Linked DNA regions of Homo sapiens: region 2 is linked to region 1. Evidence: chromatin contacts called from ENCODE Hi-C or POLR2A ChIA-PET data. All regions are on one chromosome and are shown on one strand. The core of a region is the stretch at or near the end of the contact, and the rest is flanking DNA. Distances in the headings are between cores, read along the strand shown. Region 1 holds the start of SHPK (sedoheptulokinase). Region 2 holds the start of TMEM102 (transmembrane protein 102).

What was found. Hi-C counts contacts between places; a loop is a spot of excess contacts on that map. ChIA-PET counts read pairs that join two places held with the same protein, here RNA polymerase II (POLR2A). Pooled maps may share reads with other maps.
Region 2: a loop to region 1 is called in a pooled map, with 10 times the contacts of the local background. The contact joins the promoter of TMEM102 here to the promoter of SHPK in region 1. A Hi-C loop is called at or near these places in 3 of 50 pooled maps. POLR2A ChIA-PET finds 5 or more read pairs at or near these places in 2 of 52 experiments (AG04450 and WTC11).

What each region holds. Positions count from the first base shown.
Region 1 is chr17:3,633,095-3,639,887 of GRCh38, reverse strand. It overlaps SHPK (sedoheptulokinase), which reads left to right and starts at 3,638. Exons shown (of 7, transcript NM_013276.4): 1 at 3,638-3,836. The coding sequence starts at 3,669. It overlaps CTNS (cystinosin, lysosomal cystine transporter), which reads right to left and starts at 3,128. Exons shown (of 12, transcript NM_004937.3): 1 at 3,057-3,128; 2 at 2,572-2,781. It overlaps LOC105371493 (a long non-coding RNA gene), which reads left to right. Exons shown (of 6, transcript XR_007065579.1): 6 at 803-1,391. RefSeq lists silencers at 2,763-2,852, 3,863-3,922 and enhancers at 3,133-3,382, 5,221-6,086.
Region 2 is chr17:7,434,039-7,440,679 of GRCh38, reverse strand. TMEM102 (transmembrane protein 102) reads right to left here and starts at 5,245. Exons shown (of 3, transcript NM_178518.3): 1 at 4,984-5,245; 2 at 4,595-4,827; 3 at 3,001-4,486. The coding sequence starts at 4,808. The coding sequence ends at 3,174. FGF11 (fibroblast growth factor 11) reads right to left here and starts at 1,168. Exons shown (of 5, transcript NM_004112.4): 1 at 867-1,168. The coding sequence starts at 1,059. RefSeq lists silencers at 1-56, 967-1,066, 2,345-2,444, 3,416-3,695 and enhancers at 825-1,358, 1,612-2,520, 2,535-2,634, 3,431-4,340, 5,392-5,561.

The DNA.
Region 1 (6,793 bases), core at 2,389-4,888:
CAGAAAGAAAGAATGCAATTTTACTGGCTTGAGATTCTTTTTCTCCAAAAGTTGTTAAAACTGTGGTCAGATATTTGACATTGTGAACCTATAAACCTCAAGGAAATTAATTTCCTTTCCTGTCCTGGGATAAGAGTCTAAGGGCTGATGACACCAACTGACCCTTAAGACTTAAAAAAACATTTTTTTTTAATATACATATTTAAATTTTTTTTTTTTTGAGACAGAGTCTTGCTCTGTTGCCCAGGCTGGAGTGCAGTGGTGCGAACTCTGTTCACTGAAACCTCCACCCCCTGGGTTCAAGCAATTCTTGTGCCTCAGCCTCCTGAGTAGCTGGGATTACAGGTGCCCCCCACCATGCCCGGCTAACTTTTGTATTTTTAGTAGAGATGGGGTTTCACCATGTTGGCCAGCCTGGTCTCAAACTCCTGACCTCGAGTGATCCGCCCGCCTCAGCCTCCCAAAGTGCTGGGGTTACAGGTAGGAGCCACCGCGCCTGTCAAGACTTTATTTGACAAGTGTCACCATTCCAGGACTGGCTGGGGTCATTCACAAGGAGGACTCGGGGAGGGATGAGCCCCAGAGCAAGTCCTTGGTTTAGTGTGGAAGATGGGGAGCTGCATTCCTGTAAACCCAAGACACAGCAGGTGAACAGTGGGTCAAGAGCAGCCAGGCCGGCATGGATTTCTGTAGCTTGGTCTCCGTGCTGCCTCAGTACACAGTCTCACGGGCCTCCTGCAGACTGTGGGGAGCTCTGGGTAAGGTCTGTGTGGAGACATCCCTGTTCCCACTCTGATTTCAGTTTCCCCAAGGCCTCCAGCATCTCCGGACATCTCCCTTACACACTCCTCAAGAAGTCTCCCTGGCTGCTCCAGCTGTCTGACCTCTGTTGGCCCGTCTCCTCCAGGGTTCTCTCTTTGCCTGCTGCAGGTCTGCCTCATCTGAGACCCTTCTCACCGGCCGGGAATGACCCCGTACCTACTCTCTGGCCTCCTCTGGGGGCCTTGCTCTTGGCGCTGGATCCCTGTGCTCTGTCCCCTGACCTTGGAGGAATTGCCCTCCTGCGTGTATGGAATGACCACAGGCCTCCCTCTCACTCTTGCTGCCCTCCGCTCCTCACACCTGCCCTGTGGCCTCAAGTTCAGGATTCAGTTTGTTGCCCAGGACAGAGTCTGGTTTTTCTCCAGAAATTAGATGCAGAATCAGGCCTAACCAGCTTCTCAAACTCACAGACTTGGTCAGCAAACATTCCCAAGCCTCAAAGGCTGAGACCCCTGGAGGAACGATGCCAGCAGAGACAAAACGACATTGAGAGGTAAGTCAATTAAAATGTTAAAAAACATCAGATTAGGCTGAGCGCAGTGGCTCGTGTGTGTAATTCCAGCACTTTGGGAGGCCGAGGCAGTTGGATCACTTGAAGTCAGGAGTTCGAGACCAGCCTGGCCAACATGGTGAATCCCCGTCTCTACTAAAAATACAAAAATTAGCCAGGCGTGGTGGCATGTGCCTGTAGTCCCAGCTACTCAGGAGGCTGAGGCAGGAGAATCGCTTGAACCCGGGAGGTGGAGGTTGCAGTGAGCCGAGATTGCACCATTGCACTCCAGCCTGAGTGATAAGAGTGAAACTCCGTCTCAAATTAAAAAAAAAAAACAAAAAAAAAACCAGATTGATAATTACATACAACTAGTGGCTTGTGAAAGCTACAAGATAGAAATGAAGTATCTCCTGACAATGGGCTCTGTCTGGCGTGCCCTTCCTATGTAAGTTCTAACTATTGTCCAGGCCTCATTCAGATGTCACATGTTTCAAGAAGGCTCCTCACCCATTCAGTCCCTTCCCAGGAGCAACCTGGGGCTAGGGGTCTAGTGTGGCAGCTCCTGTCTGCCAGGTATGAGTTGGTCCTGTCCTCTGTTCTACGACCTGGAACTCCCTGGGTCTCCTGCTTTTGGAGAGGGTACACAAATAGTGGCAAGGGCTGTGTGCACTGGAGACAGGCTTGACCTATTTATTACTTATGCGACCTTGTGGTGCCAAACAAGGAGGTGGTAACTACCTCACAGGACTTAAATGAGGAGATGTAAAGCACGCATTGTCAAGTGGGACTAAAATTGGCTGGGGGTAGGCTGGGCGCGGTGGCTCACGCCTGTCATCCCAGCACTTTGGGAGGCCGAGGTGAGCGCATCACCTGAGGTCAGGAGTTCGAGACCAGCCTGGCCAACATGGTGAATCCCCATCTCTACTAAAAATACAAAAATTAGCTGGGCATGGTGGCTCAGGCCTGTAGTCCCAGCTACTCGGAAGGCTGAGGTAGGAGAATCGCTTGAACCCCGGAGGCGGAGGTTGCAGTGAGCCGAGATCGCGCCACTGCACTCCAGCCTGGGTGACAGAGGCTGCAGACTCCATCTCAAAAAAAAAAAAAAAATTGGCTTGGGGTGGTAGTGAAGAAATCTAGCTATTACAATGGTTTGTGGCCACAGAAACAAATACACAGCGTACTAGTGGTATTAAATTTTATGGGAAGGGGGTAGGTAGGAATAACGAGGTTGAGAAACAAGGATATAAAGTGGTTACCTCTGTTGCTTAGGGCGCCTAGCGAGCTCTCACAAAACACAGTAATCCTCAATGTTACTGGAAGAGGCAGAGCTCAGGAGTCCTCCCTTCGCCCAGTGTGAAAACCCGGAGGGGAGGATGGGGTCTCGTGCTGCTCAGTCCCCCGGAGCCCCGCACTCCGCACGTCAACCGGCGCTCTCGCAAAGGTTCTCTCAGCGTCTCCAAAGCAATCTGCAAATTCCCCAACCGAGACCCAGGCGGCAACTGAGCAGAAGGTAAGGGGCTGGGAACGGCACCCACCCCGGCAGCCCGCTGCCCCTGCCTCGGCTGACCACCGCTCGGGCCCTTCCACCCGGGGGTTGTCCCGTGTCGCGAGGCCAGCACTGGTGGCGGGGAAAGGAGCCCGCCGCGGCTGAGGGCGCTGGACCCCCGGCAGGCTGCCCCGCTGACCTGCTGTGCCTCAAGGGGTCCGCCTGGGAAACAGGGGAGGCCGCGTCCGCTCTCACCTGAGCGCCCCCAGGCTCGAGGAACCGCCCTCACGGGACGCATGAGCCTCGCCAGGTGCCGGTCAGGAATGCACCGCGTTCCCCTGCCCGGCTAGACTTTGGGAGAGGCGGGTCCGCTGTCACCTGACCTCCGCCACCTGACTCGTGGGGCCGGATCTCGGCGAGATGAGCTCTGGGAGTTGTAGTTTCCGCGCGTCTTAGACGGACAGAGCGCAGCTGGGTCGGGCCGGGGCGCAGAGATCGGGGCTCCGGCGTGAGGGAAGATGAGGTCCGCTGCCAGGGACACAGAGACTCTTGGAGCCGCCAGCGCCTCCCGGCTCCTTTCGTGAGCGAAGCTCAGACCGCCCTCCATTGGGCGGAAATCAGAGCCCGTGGGGCGGGGCCCCCTTTAGGTCCCGCCTTCCGCCGCCTCTCCGCCTATAGCCGGGGCCCGCCGAGAGGTTGCGTGGAAGCTCGCCTTCCCCGGCCAGTGGGAAGACGAGAAGCCTCCATGTTGGGTGTGGCTGAAAGATTGGCAGGCGACTCCCCGCCCCTGCCCCGCCCCCCTGGGCGAAGAGCGCGGACTTGTGGGGCCGCTGGCTGCAGACTGGAGCTGCGCGGGTCAGGGAGATAATGGCTGCGCGGCCGATCACCCTCGGCATTGACCTGGGCACCACATCTGTGAAGGCAGCTCTGCTGAGGGCCGCGCCCGACGACCCATCCGGGTTCGCAGTGCTGGCGAGCTGTGCCCGTGCTGCGCGGGCAGAGGCGGCGGTCGAGAGCGCGGTGGCCGGGCCCCAGGTGAGTTGGACCCCCGGGGCCGCGCCGCCTCCAGGAGCCTCCTGACCACCCTTTTCCACCCCAGGAGGCCTCCCTGACAGCCCTTCCCGCAATGAAGTCTCTATTCCAGCTTGTCCCCAGCTTCTCCAGGGGCCCGTCTGCCTGCAGCAGCTGTGCTCATGATCCCTTAGGTCTGGTCCCAGAATCCTTCCCACCTGCTGGGACCGATTCCCCCCCGCCCCCTCCCCGACTCTCTGGCTTCTTCTGGGGGCCTTGCGCTTGGCGCTGGATCCCTGTGCTCTCTGTCCCCTGACCTTGGAGGAACTGATCTCTTGTGTGTATGGAATGACCACAGGCCTCCCTTTCACTCTTGCTGCTCTCCGCTCCTCACACCTGCCCTGTGACCTCAAGTTCAGGATTCAGTTTGTTGCCCAGGGCAGAGTCTGGGTTTTCCTCCGGAAATCAGATGTCAAATCAGGCCTAACTGGCTCCTGGCTCATTCCACAGAAGCAGAATGCGGACCAAGAAACCTTTGGTCAGCCGGGCGCGGTGGCTCACGCCTGTAATCCCAGCGCTTTGGGAGGCCGAGGCGGGCGGATCACGAGGTCAGGAGATCGAGACCATCCTGGCTAACACGGTGAAACCCCGTCTGTACTAAAAATACAAAAAATTAGCGGGGCGTGGTGGCGGGCGCCTGTAGTCCCAGCTACTCGGGAGGCTGAGGCAGGAGAATGGCGCGAACCCGGGAGGCGGAGCTTGCAGTGAGTCGAGATCGCTCCGTTGCACTCCAGCCTGGGTGACAGAGCGAGACTCCTTCCCTTCCTTCCCTTCCTTCCTTCCTTCCTTCCTTCCTTCCTTCCTTCCTTCCTTCCTTCCTTCATTCTTTCCTTTCTTTCTCTTTCTTACCAAGTCTCGCTCTGTTGCCCAGGCTGGAGTACAGTGGCGTGATCTGGGCTCACTGCAACCTCCGCCAACTGGATTCAAGTGATTCTCCTGCTTCAGCCTCCCGAGTAGCTGGGACTACAGGTGTGAGCCACCGCGCCCGGCTACTTTTTGTATTTTTAGTAGAGACAGGGTTTCGCCATGTTCGCCAGACTGGTCTTGAACTCCTGACCTCAAGTGATCTGCCCACTTCAGCCTCCCAAAGTGCTAGGATTACAGTTGTGAGTCACTGCGCCTGGCCCAGCTTTGTTTTTCACAAGCTCTTGCCACATACATGGACACGGTTGTTTAGGGTTCAGAGCCCATTTGGCTCAGAAGCATTTCTGAGGATAGGGATTTCAGGAGCACTTTGTATCTACATAGAAGCTTTCAAGATTAGTTTGGTTGGGACATTAGGGCATATTAAAAGGATTCTTACTTAAAGGACTATGAATTGGAGGCAAAGTTGGCTCTGACCCTGGTGGGGTGAGCAGGAGAGCTGGCATTAGGGGAGAGTAGGCTCAGAAAGTGCCAGTTTCTCCTGAAATAGAGCACTTCTTTTTTTTTTTTTTTTTTTTTTGAGACAGGGTCTCGCTCTGTCACCCAGGCTGGAGTGCAGTGGTGCAATCTCTGCTCACTGAAACCTCTGCCTCCCGGGTTCAAGTGATTTTCGTGCCTCAGTTTCCCGAGTAGCTGGGATTACAGGTGTGCGCCACCATGCTTGGAGAATTTTTTTGTATTTTTGGTAGAGATGGGGTTTCACCATGTTGGCAAGGCTGGTCTCAAACTCCTGACCTCAACTGATCTGCCTGCCTCGGTTTCCCAAAGTGCTGGGATTACAGGTGTGAGCCACCGCACCCAGCATGGCCACTTTTTTTTTTTTTTTAATTGATCACTCTTGGGTGTTTCTCGCAGAGGGGGATTTGGCAGGGTCATAGGACAATAGTGGAGGGAAGGACAGCAGATAAACAAGTGAACAAAGGTCTCTGGTTTTCCTAGGCAGAGGACCCTGCGGCCTTCCGCAGTGTTTGTGTCCCTGGGTACTTGAGATTAGGGAGTGGTGATGACTCTTAACGGGCATGCTGCCTTCAAGCATCTGTTTAACAAAGCACATCTTGCACCGCCCTTAATCCATTTAACCCTGAGTGGACACAGCACATGTTTGAGAGAGCACAGGGTTGGGGGTAAGGTCACAGATCAACAGGATCCCAAGGCAGAAGAATTTTTCTTAGTACGGAACAAAATGAAAAGTCTCCCATGTCTACTTCTTTCTACACAGACACAGCAACCATCCGATTTCTCAATCTTTTCCCCACCTTTCCCCCTTTTCTATTCCACAAAACCGCCATTGTCATCATGGCCCATTCTCAATGAGCTGTTGGGTACACTACCCAGACGGGGTGGTGGCCGGGCAGAGGGGCTCCTCACTTCCCAGTAGGGGCGGCAGCACGGCCACTTCTTGAAAACTTTTCTGCCCTCCCTCCCCAGCTTTCAGCAGGCTGTTCTGTGCTTACAGGCTCACCCAGTGTGTCACACCTATTTAATGAAGTGCTTAGCGGAGGCCAGTCATTAACCCCCCCACACCACATATGAATCGTGCTCTGGGACAAACAGCACTGCTGTGAGTTAGTCTATATAGCAGGGTTTCTCAACCTTGGTGCTGCTGACATTTTGGGCTGCATAGTTTTTGTTGTGTGAGGGGTGTCCTGCATGTTGTAGAATGTTTAGCAACATCTCTGGCCCACTAGATGCCAGCCACGCTTGCCCCTCTTCCCCAGATGTGACAACCAAAAATGTCTCCATGTTGCCAAATGTTCCCTAGGTGACAAGACCACCCCGAGTAGGAACCAGTGATCTATAGTCATATCTGTGGCCGGGCGCGGTGGCTCTTGCCTGTAATCCCAGCACTTTGGGAGGCGGAGGTGGGTGGATCACTTGAGGTCAGGAGTTCGAGACCAGCCTGGCCAACATGGTGAAACCCTGTCTCTACTACAAAATAACAAAAATTAGCCGGGCGTGGTGATGCGTGCTTGTAATCCCAGCTACTTGGGAGGCTG
Region 2 (6,641 bases), core at 3,996-6,495, 3.8 Mb before region 1:
CTACCCTTAGGGGAGCTGGGAGCGGGCGGGAGCAGGGCCAGAGGGACTCCCTGACTGTCGTACATGGACGGGGACCAATTCTAACTCTCACAACTCTCCTCCCCCATCGCTTGCTCTCTGCCGACTTCCCTGTCCCCCCTTGTAGGTGGTACGACCCCCGAGTCGGCGCCCATCTCTAGCCGTGAACTGTGTCTGAGTTCCTGCCAGCGTAGGGTCCCCTGAGCCTACGGGACCCGATTTCGGAGTGGCGCGGGGGTTATGGGAGGGGTGCCCAGCTCCGTTCTTGAAGCGCAGGTCACAGGAGGAGGGCGCATAGAGGGCTGGCTGGCGAGGTAGCTGCAAGGACACCCGAGGGAGAGCTGGGGAGATTGGCTCGGAGCCAGCAGAGCTCGACCAGGAGGAACCGAGCCCAGGCGTGGAGGAGCGGGAGAACCGGGGCAGGCGGGGGCTGGGGGGGGGCGTGCGGCTGGAGCTGCAGAAATCCTTGGGGTGACCCAGGCATCTGGAAACCCCCGGGCCCCTCCGCTCCAGATTGAAAGAATCGCGAGAACCGGCACGTAGGCGGAGGACGATGGGGGTGGGGACTGCTGTGTTGGGAAGGGGGGACGAGCAGGAACTACGAGGCTTTCGGGGCGCCAGGCAGCCCCTCAAGCCTTCCCCTTGACCTCGAAAATAAGGAGACTCCGGGTTATGGACAAAAGAGAAGGGAAACTGAGGCACAGTCTGGCAGGGACTTTGTCGTCCTGGCCCACCCCCTTCCACTTTCGGGGAGCCCCTCAGCCGGGCCCTATTCTTCAGAGTCCCTGGCCTCAATCTCCCAGGCAGAGAAACCTCTGGCCGGGAGACCCCGCCCCAGCCGCACTCACCCGGGCCGCGGTCCGGCCGCGCGGGCCGCCCCCCGCACAGTCGCACCTTGGACAGCAGGATGAGGAGCTGCTTCTGGCAAAGGGACTTGGTGCCGCGGGGACACACGCGCCGCTGCGCCGACACCGGCCGGCTGCCCCCGGGCTCGCGGACCTCCCGCTTCTGCCGGATCAGGCTACTGGCCAGCGCCGCCATAGCGCCCCGGGAGGAGACACCCCCAAACCGGCAGGCGCCCGGAGCGCGCTGGGCTCCCCCAGAGGAGCCCGCTCACTAGGGCATGCTCTTGACGCTCAGGCCCCGACTCGCTGCCCCACCCACAGGACCTGAGGATAAGCCCCAGACCCCCCCCCTCACGTACCCCCCTCCACAGCAGCCAGTTACCACCCGTGGGCCCAGTGCTGGCTCCACCAGATCCAGCAGCCTATGTACTCCTCAGTGGATCCCACCCTCGAGTTTTGCCTCCTATTGAAAACGTCCCCTTTCCCTCCTCTCCAGTGTCTGTCCTCACTTCACCTATCCCAAAGCCAAGACCCACTAAATTTCCAAGACGTGGTTTAAATATCTTCAGGCACCTTTCCACTGTATTTTGGGGCACACTCCTGCCAAATCCACTCTTGTAATCTACAGGGTGTGGGACTTTAGCTTTGGGAATATTCGCTCATCCCACCCCTACTGGGGCACTGCCAATGTCAGGAAGGAACCCAACCTTGGTGTTTTTTCCTTTGCTACACTCTAAATGGAGGGGATCCCCCACTTTTTTCACTGAAATCCCCCCAAAATATGTCTCAGAATATCCAGGTTGCCCAGGTTCAGTAAGACAGGGCTCCCAGACCCTCTGGCTGGATAATACCTTTTTCACCAAGTCCCCCCCATGTCTAGTAGCATAGAATTCTAGCGGCCAAGACCCTTTCTTCACCTTCACACCCTCCGCTCCTTTTGAAGTCACCTCCAAATCCACCCTTCCTAGTGGATACACCAGGTAGTTGACTGGAGGGCCTTCCGCCACCTCAAAATGAGGAGCATCCGTGTTTGTTTTTGTTTTTGTTTTTTTCTCCCCTGGCTGCCCCTTAAATTTTCTTGGGGACAGCTGGTGCTGTTTAGATCCCACGCCCTCCAATCTAACCAGCCCCCCAAGAGAGGAGTGCACCCACGTTGTCACCAGTCCCCAGATGTGAACAGGCCCCCTACAAGTCAGAGCGGATCACAGCTTCCTGCTACAGGGCTTCCTCGTCCTCCCCGGGATTGCCTATAGCACCCCCTCTTCCTTTTCCCGACGCCCCTCAACCTGTCCTGTCCTGTTGATCCGGCGACGGGTGGCGCTGGCTTCGGCTCCAGGCTCCTCCCTCCCTGTCCCCCGCAAACGGAGCTTCCCCCCACGCCCGGCTAGGCGTCCCGGACCCTCGGGAAGGAGTGAGGGTGTCTCTGCAGAGCTCCCCGGTCCGGCGAAGTCAGAGCACTGGGCCGGTGGCTGGACCAGGCAGAGCGGCGGCAGCGGCAGCGGCTGTGGGAAGCTGAGGCGGCGGCGGCGGCGGCGACAGCAGTTCCCCCTCCTCGGAGAGCCGGCCCGGGGGCGGGGCAGGGGGCGGAGACGCTGGGAAATAGGAGGGTGAAGCCGGGCAGGAGGAACCCCGGGGTTCCTTGGAGGTAGAGAGTGCGGACTGTGTCTTACAAGCAGGCAAAGCCGAGGCAAGGCCGCACGTCTCAGCCTTCAGAGGAGGAGGGACAGGAAGGCCTCCTGAACGCACCCCTGGGTAGGAAGGAGAGGTTGGGCCTAAGGGAGATGGAATGGCGGACGCTGGGAGAAGGGAGAGAGACCCTACTGGCCGGGATGTTAGTGAAGAAAGAACCGCACGAGTAAAGTGGGGGAAGAACTGGAGAGATGGAGGATGGGGGGTGGTGAGATCCAGCCTTGGGCGAAATCCGGCCTCCTTCATATCTCTGCCGTTGTGTGAGCCAAATTGATCAGACCCTGGTCTCCATAACTCCTTTTCGCGTTTGGTCAGCAAATATGTTTCTCCCATTTCTATTGGCCCTTAAGAGAAATGACCAAAAGAACTGGGGACAGACGGTTTCTGGAAGCTGCCCCTGGGCGGAGTGCTGGCCACAGATGTGGAGAATAGCGAGGCTGGAATGGGGCAACTTGTGCGGGGGCAGGCGGGTGGGCGTAGAGGAGGAACCAACAGGGAGGTCTTCCAGAAGGGGGGCTTCAGGCCCAGGGCACACAGTCAGTCCCCCTGGCGAGGGGCGAGCAGGGCCCCCCACGTCCCGCTCGCCCACAGAGGCACTTTCCACTGGTAGGAACAGCGTCTTTAATGGGCCCCGCCCCCCACGCCCGCCAAACCGCCCCCCTTGCGGGCCACTTTGGCCTCCTCCACCGCGGCACGGAGGGCCCGGGCCGGGTCCCCGCGGAGCCGGGCCAATTCTCCGAGCAGCGCAGCGGAGTCGTCCCCCGTACGGAGCTGTCGGCCGTTCAGAAAATAGTGAGGCAACGTCCCGGCCTCGAGCACTCGGCCGAGCTCGTCTAGCAGCCCGAGGCAGCAGGCGCCCGCATTTTCTGGCCGCGCCAGGTAGAGCGCAGGCAGCCGCTCGCACGCCCAGTACAGCAGCGTCCGCAGGAGGTAGGGCGCCGCCGCCCGGGTCCCGGCCACCAGCGGGCGCAGTAGCGCCTGGGCCGCCGCGTGCGCCTGCAGCAGCGGCGCTGGTATGCGCGCTTTGAGCGCCAGCTCCTGGCGGGCAAAACAGAGCTGCCAGGCGGAGGCGCACGGCCGCTCGGTGCCGCCACCGGGCACCAGGTAGAAGGAAGCCGACTCAGAGGCCAGCGGACCGGCCCACGAGTGGCTCCGAGCCCCCTCGGGCCAGCCCGCCACGGACACCACTGGGATCAGGTCGAAGAGCAGGAGGCGGCGAGGGGGCTCAGGGGTAGCCAGGAGGACGGTGGTGAAACCCGCGTGGCGAGCTGCGTGCACCAGACGCGGAGCACCCGGGACAGGGATCAGAGACTCGGCGACCGCCGCCAGCGTAGCAAAGAACCAGGCAGCCACCTGGGCGGAACATAATGTGGGCCACGCTTCCCGAGCCTCCGACGGCTTTGGGACTGGGCTTTCGACGGCTGCCTTGGTGACGTCACTACTCATTGTTTTCAAAGGTGCGGTAGAGCCAAGGTCGACGACGTCATGCTGAGGCGACTCGGACGCTGAAACGTCACTAGGCGATTTTTCCAAAGACACCGGCGCCTCGTGCTCAGTGACGTAGCTGTGCGGCTGGTCTACAGAGCTTTGCCAGTCCTTGGAACTTTCTTCGCTCTCCGTTCGGTGGATCGAATCACGTGCTCCTGGGACTGGGGGTCCTAAGCAATCCTGCCACATCTCCCGGATGGGGGTTCCGCACACCATCTCTGGGAGGCAGACCTGTGCGTAACAGGATTCCAGGTCCAGTTGCAGTTCAGTGCCGTCCAGTGAAAACATGGGCACTAGGAGTGTGAAGCCGGCATCGTAGTGAGGTCCCCGGGCGTAGGGACCCAGGGGTGCATGCCCCAGATCCAGGGAGCCCTCGCGAATCCCACCACGAAGCAGCAAGAGCTCTGCCTGGGGAGGAAAGCGAGGGTCCCGGCGGTGAACTAGACCTAAAAAAAGGGAACGGATCGTGAGGGCGTCGCCCAAAGCCGGGGCGGGGGCGGGGGCGTGGTGAGGCTGAGAGCTGTGAGTTCCCAAAGGCAAGTAGGGTTACTTACCAAGCAAAGAGAAGACAAAGTCCTTGGCCCGGAGGAGATCGGCTCCCGGCTTGGGCCCGTCACTCCAGCTCTCCTGCACACCCAGCTCCTGGATCAGCTGGGTCAATTCCTGCAGCTGCGCCCCGGAGCAGAAGTCGATGTCCGTGAGCGGCCGAGCTGGGGCCGGGGGCGGCGGGCCCCACCAGGGGGCACTCCCCCAGACTGCGGAAGCCATGCGGTTCTATCGCTTTGGGCTGCGGAAAACACGGAAGGGAGGTGGCTTTGCTGCCACAAAGTCGTCCCCGTTCTTCCCTCTTCCTGAGGCCGAGCGAGTGCCCCAGACACAACCTACAAATGGGTCTGTAGATGATGGGTTCTAAATTTAGTCCTCAAAATGAACAAATAAATACCTCTTCTATCCTGGCCCTTTTCTCATAGGCAGGTCCCCGCCCCCATGAACTGGTTCACCGGACTCAGCAGGTAAAAAGTAACTGTTGGCTCCTCCTACGGAATGCAGTAGCCAGCCTCCGCTGCCGCCCCTTGTCTACCTCCCTTTACCTCTTTTTTGGAAGAGGCTTATTAGTCTGCGGCTTCCCCCTTATGGGAAGCAGTAAGGGTGGGGAGCAGAAATAGATTCAACAGGTTACTTCTTCCTGATGCCCACGTGGCCACGCCCCTACATTTTCAGCCACGCCCCTTTCTGGAGGCTGTCGAGGTGGTTTCCGCCGGGTCGGGTCGCCAGTCAGAGCTCAATCACTCTTTTGGCCCTGCTGAAATCCCGCGTTATCCTGGGAGTTGTAGTTTCCCGCTCTACTAGGGCGTGGTAGCCACGCCCCCACATCCTTTCCTGTTCCGCTGAAGTAGTGCCTGATGGAAGTTGTAGTTCCTCTGGAGACAGATTATTCTGTGTCTTTTCACACCCATATCAACCCCACTCAAACATTCCTTGGGGTTTGAGAGGGGTAATAGGATGGCTCTGAGTCGCAAAAAATAATGAGGGATGGGCCGGGCGCGGTGGCTCCCGCCTGTAACCCCAGCACTTTGGGAGACTGAGGCGGGTGAATCACCTGAGGTCAGGAGTTCAAGGCCAGCCTGGCCAACATTGCGAAACCCTGTCTCTACTAAAAATACAAAAATTAGCCGGGCGTGGTGGCAGACGCCTGTAATCCCAGCTACTTAGGAGGCTGAGGCAGGAGAATCACTTGAACCTAGGAGGGAAAGGGTGCAGTGAGCTGAGATTGTGCCATTGCACTCCAGCCTGGGTGATAAGAGCGAAACTCCACCCTAGGGCCTGGGGAGAGATAGGGACCCCTGCCTGGGTGGGGTGGGGGGGGTGCATCTTGGAATCCCAAAAGTGGTAGTGTTAGGCAGGAGCACACAGATGGTGACCCAGAAATGGACGTTTGACTCATAGGAGAGACATACATGTTAGTGATGCCCACCTCAGCTCACTGCTACCTGAGTCGTGGCAGGGAAAACACTTTGGGATCTCAAATTTTTGTTTTGTTTTGTTTTGTTTTTGAGACTGAGTCTCGCACTGTTGCCCAGACTGGAGTGCTGTGGCGCAATCTCCGCTCACTGCAACCTCCACCTCCCGGGTTCAAGCAGTTCTCCTGCCTCAGCCTCCCGAGAAGCTGGGATTACGGCGCCTGCCACCATACCTGGCTAATTTTTTGTATTTTTAGTAGAGACAGGGTTTCACCATGTTGGCCAGGCTGGTCTTGAACTCCTGACCTCAGGTGATCCTCCCACCTCGGCCTCCCAAAGTGTTGGGATTATAGGCACGCGCCACTGCACCCGGCCTGGGCCACGACTTCTTACATTCCTTCTGCCCTTGGTCTGTCTCCAGGACGGGATAGGCCTAAGTCCATGGATAAGATAATTAAGGAGGACATCTAGGAAAATTAGAGGCCTGTAAAAGAAGAGACTCCCCAACTGTAGAGATCAATTTGGCAAGCCCAGGACTCAGGGGTTCCTCGTCACTGACAGAGAGTTTTCTCCTTCAGCAACCAGAGCTGGGGTCCCTGGGAGAAGCGAGAGCACCAAAGCAGCCCAGAACTGCGCAAGT